2 separate regions of the Homo sapiens genome follow, and region 1 is linked to region 2. The links are chromatin loops, found by intact Hi-C in ENCODE. Cell type or tissue: dorsolateral prefrontal cortex. All regions are shown on one strand. Each heading gives the region's core, and the rest is flanking DNA. Links, peaks and the distances in the headings are about the cores only. Region 1 has its middle 61 kb from the start of DIPK2A. Region 2 has its middle 140 kb from the start of DIPK2A.

Region 1 (5,391 bases), core at 200-5,199, 80 kb after region 2:
CTAGGGAGAAATTCAGCAAATAAAGCCTGTTGAAAATATGAGCATTTCTGCAGGCTTATTTCCAGTGGGACATTAACACTCACTTGCTGTAATACCTCTATTAATGAAGAGAATGTGACACACTTATCCATCAGGCATTTCATAAGCAAGACAGAAAAAATACAAAAGATTGAGGTGTTAGCCTCAGAACTCCATGTAGGAGAGTAAAAAAAGTATGACATATGGCATGAAAATACGACAAAATACTAAAGGAAATAGCATCAAATCTGCTGGAAAACATAAAATAGGCCTCTTAAGATTTAGCATAGAAGTAAATGAGGAGAAACCACACTAAAGGATATTAGCAAAGAAATACAATATTAACTCTACAGTCAAGGTGGAAGGTTTGAATAGTGGTTGGTTGGAGAAGGCTCACCAACTGACCTGTTGAAGGGCAGGGCAGCATAGGTTTCAGTAAGACACTCAAATGATGGACACAGTTTGATGTAGCTCCAGCCACTCCTATAGTTGCCATCAGGGACACAGAGGTATGGAGGGTGTGTTGGAGGAATATGCTGGGGAAAAAAATTGATGCGTCATCTTTCCCCTCTCATTTTTAATAGCAGTAACTCAATTTCACTTTCCCGGCCTTGAGAGCTTCTCTTCCACACTTCCTTCCCAAGTTCTGATATTATTTTAAGAGAAAACCAAATCTTTCCCTTCACAATTGAAATGAACAGGTATAAAACTTAAGTTTGTAAGACATAGTGCTTTTCAGGGTAAGACATTTATTAGACACACTCAAGAGCCAAAATCTCACTCAACAGTCAAAACCTCAAATGCTCACAGGGGCTAGCCAGCAACAAAAATGAGTGAAGCCACTGAGGAGGGAAGAAAGGAAGAGATGTGTAACTGTAGAGGACATGCCTTGTCTGCAGGGGACAGAACATTACCCAGCTTCAGCTGAGCATGGCCAAGGAAAAGTCTGGATCATTACAAATATTGCAAGAGCTTCATATATTTCAAAACGGATGTTGATCTCAATTTTCATGTAAAAACCTTTTTTTTCAAATGTTGGTAAGTACTTTATTAAAGCAAGCAAACAAAAAAACAAGGTGTGAGCAAACAAAACAATTTTGCTGCCCAAACACAGCAAATGCAGGGCACAGATTATTGCTTTCTGACCTGCTCACCAAAGAGGATTCTCTCTCCCAGTAGTCATCTAGGAGTTACTAGAATCTCTTCTAGAAGAGAATAAGGAGGCACTAGCCTAAGGTGGATAAGGCAAAAAGAGGTGAGGTAGATTTTGAAAGCCTTACAATTTTACTAATTGCAGCCCTATTTAAGCAGAACAAGTAGAAGCTGTGTAGAGACGCTTGTCAAGCCTAGCCACATACAAAGCTTTGCTTCCCACAGTTTTAACACTACCAACTTCATTATAAAGGAGATTAATTCCCAGAGTTTTCACTAATCAAGGTAACACACTATATGTTTTCTGGCATAAAGCATATTTATGAATCACATTAAGTTCTCTCTATATGAATGATTCTTCCTAGATGCAGCAGACTGTGGCTTTGGATTCTATAGCCCAAACATTATCAAGGACTCCAGAATGCTGATTTTTTTAAGGAATTAAACTGTAATCTGCAATGCAGCAATAAATTACTGTAGAGCTTTGAGCAAGAAGCCTGCTGCACATTGTCAGTTGGAAATGTTAAGACATCAGCTCTCAAGGTCACCAAAAAACACTACAGAAGTTCCTTTTACTGCTCTTAGATGGTGAGATGTATAAATCACTTAACTGGTACATAAGACTTACTTTAAGCAAAGAAAAATTGAACATTTCCTCTTTATTTCAAGAAAGGCAGCGAGCTGATGAATAGATCTGGGGATAATAAGAATGCTACAGCTTTAATTAGATGGCAGGAAACAACCACCAGGAAACCCTGAAGTACTCATGTCCCCATGAGTTTGGAACATATATATGTTTATAGGTATGTGCCTGAAGAATTTATAGTGTGTGTGGAGAAAGTGTTCTCTTGGAGAAACTAGAAGCATTCATATGGTTTCGCTATGAATTTTTAAAAGCTGGTACTGCTTGTTTACATGCTTTTTGCACTCTGTGTAAATTTATTTTCTATATAAATAAATATTATCTCATTACCAACCACCTCCATTAGAATCTAGCAGACCATGAAATAGGCTTTGGAAGATCAAGCAATGCACTTAGGCCCAGAAAAACATTGTTTTGGCTTCTAGCTTAAGAACTCATGGAAAAAAATAAAACTTTACATAACAGTTTGGAGAACATACACTATATCATCTTTTCTAGTCAAAGGCGGCAACTAAAAATGAAAGCAGATTACTCATAACTGTGAAAAATAAATCAGTTTCTATTTCTACCTACTCCTTTGTCCACCTTTTTAGTATTTCTAACTCTTGCATTTTTTCAATAATCTATCTTTAAAACAGCATATTTTCCCTAATACAAAAATAACACAAGGACGAAGTATCCTGAGATTTATATCTACTAAGTTAAATACTAAGTGATCGATCTACTCTCTCGCTTACTCTAAGTATATAACAATTTCCAAGAATAATGTCACTAAAAGTGTTATGAAATTCAAGAGCCACATTCTAGATTCCATTCTGAAATGTTGCTAAACTACCAATGAATCTAGTGTATATTCCGTTAAATAGACAAATGATGCCCAATGACAAACATAGCAAATGCACAATTTTGATTAAAATCACTTATTTAAATCTTTATTTAAATTGCATAAATTATATCAGCTTTTATAAAAATACATCAGAAAGTCCACGTGCCCAGAGTCCAAAATTCAAAAGAAATGTTTAAGTACCCTCCCAAAGAAACATTAAAGAGCAATGCATTTGTCCAGGATTTAAAAATGAGCAGGAAGTGTAGCAACACAAAGTTTGTAACACAAGTCCTATTGCCAGGTTTAGGGATGGGCAAAAGCCCAGGAACTGACGCGAGAGCCTGGCACAGCAGGAGCGGTCAGTTTTGGCTGGCAGAAGGCACAGTTTGAGAAGCGCAGCAAAGCACACAAAGCACACTTGTGTTCCACATCCTGAGAGTCCCAGAAAAGATACAGTGTAAGGACCCCTGAGTGCCTACACAGCAAAAGCTATCATAGTTTTTGCAGCATGAATGAAACATGTCAGTATTTGTATTTAGTGGAACACCAAAGAAAGTTTTAAAAGAATTTTGAGCTTATACTTCAGGAAAAATTAATTTGTTAAAGTGATTAGTCTAAGACAGTGTTTCTATTACTCTCTAAAGAAAGTTGATGTTAGATGGCCGTATTACAAAATCAAGGACTTTTTTCACATACTCTAGGGGCTTTTCAAAATTAAGTATATTTAAATATGAGCTTATATAAAGATGTCTATTTTCAAAAAAGCAATCATTCTTAAAATCTAGCTAATGAGTGGTGCCACAGCATCGCTGTAGAGACTGTTGATTGGAGGGGAAGAATGTGGCTTTGAGAAGTATCTGGCTGGGACCACCTTGAATCAGGGGTCAGTCTTGGCATAACAGTGGAGAGAGAGCCATACATCATGCATCTCGGAATAGGATGCCACACAAAGTAGGTGACATTACTCATAAAGCATTAACCCCACAAATATTCAACCTGAATATAATCACTCTTAAAGACTGAGCTTCTGGTTTATAGAAAAATATGATAGAACAAGTTAAAACAGCACCACCAGGAAACAAACAAATTCAAAAAGCAAGCTGTTCTACAACACAATTGGACCAGTCACATTAGCAAGTTAATATCATTAAGATTGAAAAAAGAGGAAGGGAGGAAAAGGGAGTGTTCTAAATTAAAACATACAGGAGACATCACAAATAAATGCAATGTGTGTCCCTCATGAGGATCCTGATTCTAATAACTATAATTGTAGAAGAGATTTTTGAATAACATAGAAAATTTGACTATGAGCTCAGTAGAGAGAATAAGGCAATTATTATTATATTTTTAATTGTGATAATAGAATTATAGTTATTTGGAAAACTGTCCTTATTTTTAAAGAGATGGTCTCTGAAGAATTTAGAGATAAAATGTCATGATGTCCATAATTTATTTTTTAAAACTTCAGAAAAAATAGATGAAGCAAATATGGTAAAAGTTTTAATAACTATAAATCTAACTGGTAGATACACAGGAGTTTTTTGTAGTATTCCCTCTACTTTTTATATGTTTTAAATTTTAATAATATAAACAAAACAAGCTACTAATTTTTTTAAAGTTGTTTCTGTTGCATCCTTTTTAAACTTTACTTATTCAAAGCAAAATAATATTTATTGCATTTAATTGTCTTCCTGTTTGATAAATCCTAATGAATAACTTTTGATCTTCCATTTATTCCTATTTTTTAATTGTTTTCAAAAAAGCAGGTATCTGGGCCTTAATTCAATAACTTTTGTAGAACACTTAGGAATATATTTTTTTCCACTCCACTGAAATCTAGATAAAAATACTATATGAATTTTATTTTAAAAAACGTTTTAAAGCAAATACGATCTGATCAAATGTGTTTGGGATTTCAAATGCATGACTTCCTTGATTTTTTTGAGCTCATTATTTACATAAAAATATTCAGAGTTATTTTCAGGGTAATTGTGATTGAAAATATAATAATAATTATTGCTATTGCAAAATTTGTATATGAAATTTTCATTTGGGCCTAGTCATGGTGACTTTTATGTAACATATCAAAACATTTTGTATTTTTTTGATATCAAATGTGAACAGTCTCTCAAATAAAATGAGACTTATAACTAGTTGCATTTAAGTACTCCTGTTGACATAAGCTACAACAGGTGTGGAGAAAGGAAAGGAGCGAGGTGAGGAGCAGGGGCGTGGAAAATTCTCCAATGCAGCAGAGAAGAAAACAGTTTAGGTCACAGCATTTTGATCTTGCATGTGATACAACCACTCAGCTAGAAAGAATGAAGTGATCACACTGATATTCAGAGTTTGTGTCTAAACACCATAATCTTTAAGATTCGGAGTGCTTCTTTTATTAAAGTCCCAAATACGTGCCTTATCCCTCTATCTATATATCTTTCTATCTATCTATCTATCTATCTATCTATCTATCTATCTATCATCTATCTCTCTATCTGTCTAGATAGGCCTTATGCCTATATCATCAACCTATTAGATAGATTAGGTAGATAGACATAGATAGATATAGGAATCATAGATAGATATATAGGTAGATAGATACATATCTAGATAGGTGATAGATGGATGGATGGATAGATAGATAGACAGATAGATAGACAGATAGAGATACATTTCCACAATTTCCTCATGGATATAATATCAGAATAAGAGGAATAAAAGTTGATAAAGGCTGGGCATGGTAAATCACGAC
Region 2 (5,391 bases), core at 300-5,299:
AAATATTGGACCAAAGAACTTGTTTTTTCTTTATTTAAAGGATGAGATGTTACTTGTGCTTCAAGAAAAGAGAAACAGGGATCCAGAGCACAGCTGCAGGAGTGAGCCAAGAGGAAAGACAAGGTCAGCTCTCAGATTCTGGAAATGCCTTTTCTATACCCTTTTTCAGGCAAATTGTTTGTGCATTTTCAATCAATGGAATATTTTGCTCAACCTTATCACAGAAAAGAGGACACTAAGACACATGATGCATATGACTTAACTAAAAAAAACACATACATGTGAGCACAGTGAATGATCTACGTTTGTAATTTATTTTCTGCCCCACATTATAACCCTGTATCCTGCTCCTCTGGATGTCACTGGCATAGTCACTTTCGGCCACTGTTCAAAGAATTCTGTGTGGTCAGGAAGCAGGGATTACAGGGAGGGGGCAATGATAGATTATGTTTAGCAACCAGGATGACTCAGCAGAAATTTAGCATATGGTACCAGACCAAGAAATATACAGATCTCTAGAAATTAAACTCAGAGAGCAAGGATTTACACTATAAAGAGAACAATGCATTTAGATACAATGAAAGAATAGGACAAGGTCCAAGGTGGATTCTTATAAAAATATTTACCTATATGAAATAAACTATATTTTCTCAAAAAATATTTTTCCAGGCTCTGCTACAAAGCTAAAGCTCTTAGTACGCCTAGGCTCATAATGCCTTCCCCTCTAGGATCAACATCTATCAGAGAAGATATTAATTGAATCTCAGGTGTGGCCATTTATAAGGCTGTGGGCAATGTAGCAATGTAAGAGTCAGTGGTATACAACTGATTTTCAAGACAACAGTAGACATATGTCAAACCTTATGCATGATTATTTCTAACTTCTCCATCAGGCAATGTATTAAAAAGCAACATGAATAAGCTAGATTTATCATTTTCAAAAATTTTCTAAAGGACTATGTTCTGGATATAAGGGAAAGTGAAAAACATCCTTTAAAATTATAATAACAGCATAAAAACATTAACGGTGCTGAAATTTTAAAAGATCAATAAGATATGTCATTAGAATAACAGAGATATCATAGGTAATTTTTTCAATATATTACATATTTATAATGTTAAACAAATTTGGAAATCAAGTAATCATATGCATGCTGAAGTATTTAGTAATGAAGTATACTAACATCTGCAAACTATTTTGAAATACGTACAAAAAGAAGATGCCTTGATGACAGATGAAAAGATGGATAAATGAAAAAAAGCAAGAATATGAAATGTAGCAAAGTGTTAATGGTAGGATTTAGATGGCATATACACGATTGCTACCTTCACAATTCTTCAACTTTTCTGCATATATTAAACATTCCATAATAAAATGTAAAAAAAATACTTATGAGTAGTCATTCCACTAAAGTTCTTGTTTTCATCATCTACCATCCTCAAAAGAGCCTTGTTTTATCAATTATCCACCTTTATTTGTGTATTATACCACTTTCTCAGTACTGGTTCTTTTCTCCTTTTAGCAGTTTAATAGAATGTGTGTGTGTGTGTGTGCGTGTGTGTGTGTGTGTGTGTGTGTGTGTGCGCTTTGTAAAAACAAAAATGTATTCCAATGAGGTTTAGAGAAGGGTTTGTACTACTCACAATTTGCAAGTTAAAGAAGCCTAACTCAATTTGACTCAAGTGAGATAGAGAATCTATTCACTTAACTCAAAAGTCTGGCTGCACAGTGGAAAATCTAGAAACTTCAAGCATGATTAGATTTGGAAGCTAAAATGACTATCAATAATCTACTTTTTTCCATCTCTCTGCCGTTTTTCTAATATGTTGGTGTCCTTTAATCCATGGTAAGATTATTTGAGAAGCGACTGTGTGAGGGGGAGGATTGTAGTGCTGTCTGTCATGTCCATTATAGAATCCTCTCCTATTCTGGAAAAATTCTACTCTTGGATTTGTCTGCCATTCTGGCTATCATCATATCACTTGCCAAATGTTTTAGAAGCTGTGTCTACACCCATTTTTCTTCTTCCTCACCGTCAAAACCATTCATAGTTTCCTGCAATCTGAGCAATCTGGATTCTCCTCCCACAGCTTCATTGAAACTGCTTGTATAAAAATAACCCATGGCTTCCATAGTGAGGAAGCCAGGGGAGACTCTCAGTTGTTACCTGACTGGCCTTCTGGGCAGTGTTTGGCTCTACTGACTGCTCACTTCTTTTCTTACTGTAGATTCTCCCACTAGCAGACCCTGCAACAAGGACCTGGGTTCAAGTAGTTGACTTGAAAGATAATCTCAAGAAACTGAAGTGGAGAAGTAGAAAAAAGTGGGAAAAGAAAGAGAAAAATACTAATAGAAGGCATAATTTCAAAAATGCCCTTACCAGCTTTTTTCTCGATTGTAACAATTCCCTAACAGGTCATCTTGCCTGGGTTTTATCTCACTAAATCCCTTCCTCAACATGGATTGAGAAAAATATACACAAATATGATACCCTTCTCATCAAAGTCTTTTCAGGCTCCCAAACCCTGCCAAATAAAATCCAGCCTTCTTAGCATTTAACACAAAGCCTCCCACCACTTAAGCCTCCTTTGCCTTTCTTTCACTTCTTGCCCTCATTTCCACCTGCAGTTTTAGGTTCTAATATTCAACTACTGCAGTGTTCCCAACAAGCCATTCTCTTGCACAACCTCTTCTCTTTGCCATAATTACCTGCCCCCACCTGGAGCGCTCTTCTCATCCTCTCTGCCTAAAATGTCTTACACATCCTTCACAACTGGGTCAGGTAGCCTTTCTCCATGTTTCATTGCACCTTGAGCAAACCTTTACATTGGCACCACTTAATGCTATTATGTCAACACAATCTGTTCCCTTTTCCCGTCTTCCATACTGAACCATGAGGATCTCAAAAACAAAGATCTTTTATTATTCGGTTAGCACTTAATAAACACCAAACTGAACTGTAAAAACACTAATAATACCATTACTGACATCTCCCAACTCAAGCATACAAAATTGGTTATAATTTCTTCTGGACAGAAGTTATAAGAGCTATTTATTATGGGAGGGAAAAAAGGAGGGACAAAGAAGCAAAGAGGTCTGTTTTACTCTGCATACCAGTATGTTAAAGCTAGCCAAATGCCTGCGGCATACGTTGCTGGAGCTGGTGAAGAGGAGGAGACAATACTCCCACTCTGTGCTCCTTGGCACTCTCTCTGGCAAATTTGCTAGGGCTTCCAAGATCTGGAATTGGCTCCAACCCCTAAGCTGAAGATTTGCTTTTATAAAAAGGTACTGAGAATTTAAGCTGCTATTTATCTTACCTATCTTAACTAGATGTAAATTTCCACCATAAAAACAGGTGATTTGGTCTCACATGTTGAGATTCTCAGAATAGTCTGTTAGCAGAGACTATTTAGTCAATATTTATTGTTCATCCATTCAACTAATACTTTGTTTTGTTTAAAACAATTTTTGAATAATAAAACATGTACGTAGGATAAATAGTCAACAGTAAAAAAGCATGTAGATCAGTGCTGTCTAAAACATTATTCTGCAATGAAGGAAATGTTCTATAGCTGTGCTTTTCAATGTGGTAGCCCTATCCACATATGTGCTTATTATGCCTTGAAAGGTAGCTAATGATATTGAAAAATGAAATTTTTTATTTAATTTAATTTGAATTAGTTTAATTTAAATAGCCACACATGGCTAGTAGCAAACATAATAGTGCAGCATAAACAGTAAAACTTCTCTTGCCCTTGTTTCTCTCAGCCACCAAGTTTCTCTCCTCAGACGTAACCATTATTATCAGACTCTTGAACATATTTCTAGTGATCTTCTATGCATTTGCAAACATATTTATATGTGAATGTGCACAATGAGTAGCATCCAAATTACACAGAACACTTTGAACCCTGTTTAATTCCTTTATAAAGATATGTGTTTAATATTATCATATCAGTGTGTAGGCTTGCCTCATATAGGAATATAATATAGTATTCCTTTTAATGTATGTGTCATAATTTGTCCTCTGTAGGTGAACATTTTGCTTGTCTTAAGTTTTGGAGGGGAAAAAATTACAATGACAATGAATGTTTCCAGGCTCTCCAAGACTGTTCACAAATTCCATGATTCACTAGAAGGACTCACAGCCTCAGAATATAGTTGTACTAACTGCTAAGGTTTATTACAGCAATGGATACGTAGCAGGAGCAACAAGGGGAAAAGATCCAAGAGGAATCTGGAGAAATTCATGCATAGGCTTCCTATGTTGTCTTTGTCCCATGGGATGACACACTGAGTGTGTTCCTTACTTCAGCAGGAAAAAAAAAAGTGCAGTAACATGCAAAGTTTGTCCAAGAAAACACATTAGAGGCTCAAAACCAACGTTTTCACTGGGGACTGGTCATATAGACACACCCTGCCTACCAACTACAAGCACTCCACATTTCCAGAAGAAACGCGGATGTTCAGTCCTCAAGTGAGTAAAACAGCTTTATCACTTAGGGAAAGTTTCATGTCAGTGCAGGGAACTATTTACCAGCCAAATCCCAGATGCCAGCCAAGAACCAACCTTCAGGCTTGCCATGTTAACTCTTTTCTGAATAAGAAATATTATTGTATATACCTAATTTTTCACATGTGCAAGTATATCTGCAGGATACCTAGATGTAGAAATGCTGCATCAAAGGGCATGAACGTTTCTATTATTAATAGACATTGCCAAAGTGTACACCAGCAAGGTATGAGAGTGTTCTGCTAAATTCCCACAGAGTGAGACAAATACTTTTAAATGTTTACTTTGTATAAGGCAATGCTGTAGGCACTGCAGATACAGCATTAAACAAGAAAGAGATCCCTACTTACACTCTATGAAAAGGAAGGCAGCAATAAAATAATAAGCAAGCGAACAAAATAATTTCAAATAATGGCTAATCATATAAAGAAAGTAGAATTCGATCACATAATATGTAGGGGCAAAGGGGGCTACTTTGGATTCAGTAGTTGAGGAAGTTCTCTCTGATGAAATATCTTTGAAATAGGATCACAATTACAAGAAGAAGACAACTATCCAAGTCTGGGGGCACAGACCTACCAGAAAAGTTTGAGGGAATCATACAGAGGCCTTAATGCAGGAACAGAGGCAAGGCCTCTATTACGAGAGCACTGTACTGGACCAATATGGAGAATAATTCAAGTTGAAGTCAGAGAGAACAGGAGGGGCCAGACTATGCAGAGACTTTCTACGTCAATGTGAGAAGTTTCGGTTTCATTCTGCACACTGTTGGGAAAGGCAGTCTCAGGCTAGAAATGCTTCAATCCCCTCTTGGCTGCATAAGAATGGGCCTTGAACCATAATTATGGTTATTGTGTCACACACTCTGTCCAAT

Evidence for each region. Peaks named below come from ENCODE experiments on the same cell type or tissue, not always from the same donor. Only the 100,000 strongest peaks of a DNase experiment are listed, where the experiment ranks them.
Region 1: it touches region 2 in a loop (27-fold over the local background); 5 of 110 quality-filtered maps call a loop at or near these places.

The regions. Positions count from the first base shown.
Region 1 is chr3:144,029,713-144,035,103 of GRCh38, reverse strand. No RefSeq gene overlaps it. Among named protein-coding and RNA genes, the nearest start is that of DIPK2A, 61 kb to the right of the region's middle. In dorsolateral prefrontal cortex, for the core only: no CTCF peak of the experiment used is centred there; a DNase peak (open chromatin) is centred at 2,983; H3K4me3 peaks cover 2,132 bases; H3K27ac peaks cover 5,000 bases.
Region 2 is chr3:144,110,002-144,115,392 of GRCh38, reverse strand. No RefSeq gene overlaps it. Among named protein-coding and RNA genes, the nearest start is that of DIPK2A, 140 kb to the right of the region's middle. In dorsolateral prefrontal cortex, for the core only: no CTCF peak of the experiment used is centred there; a DNase peak (open chromatin) is centred at 3,172; H3K4me3 peaks cover 221 bases; H3K27ac peaks cover 3,145 bases.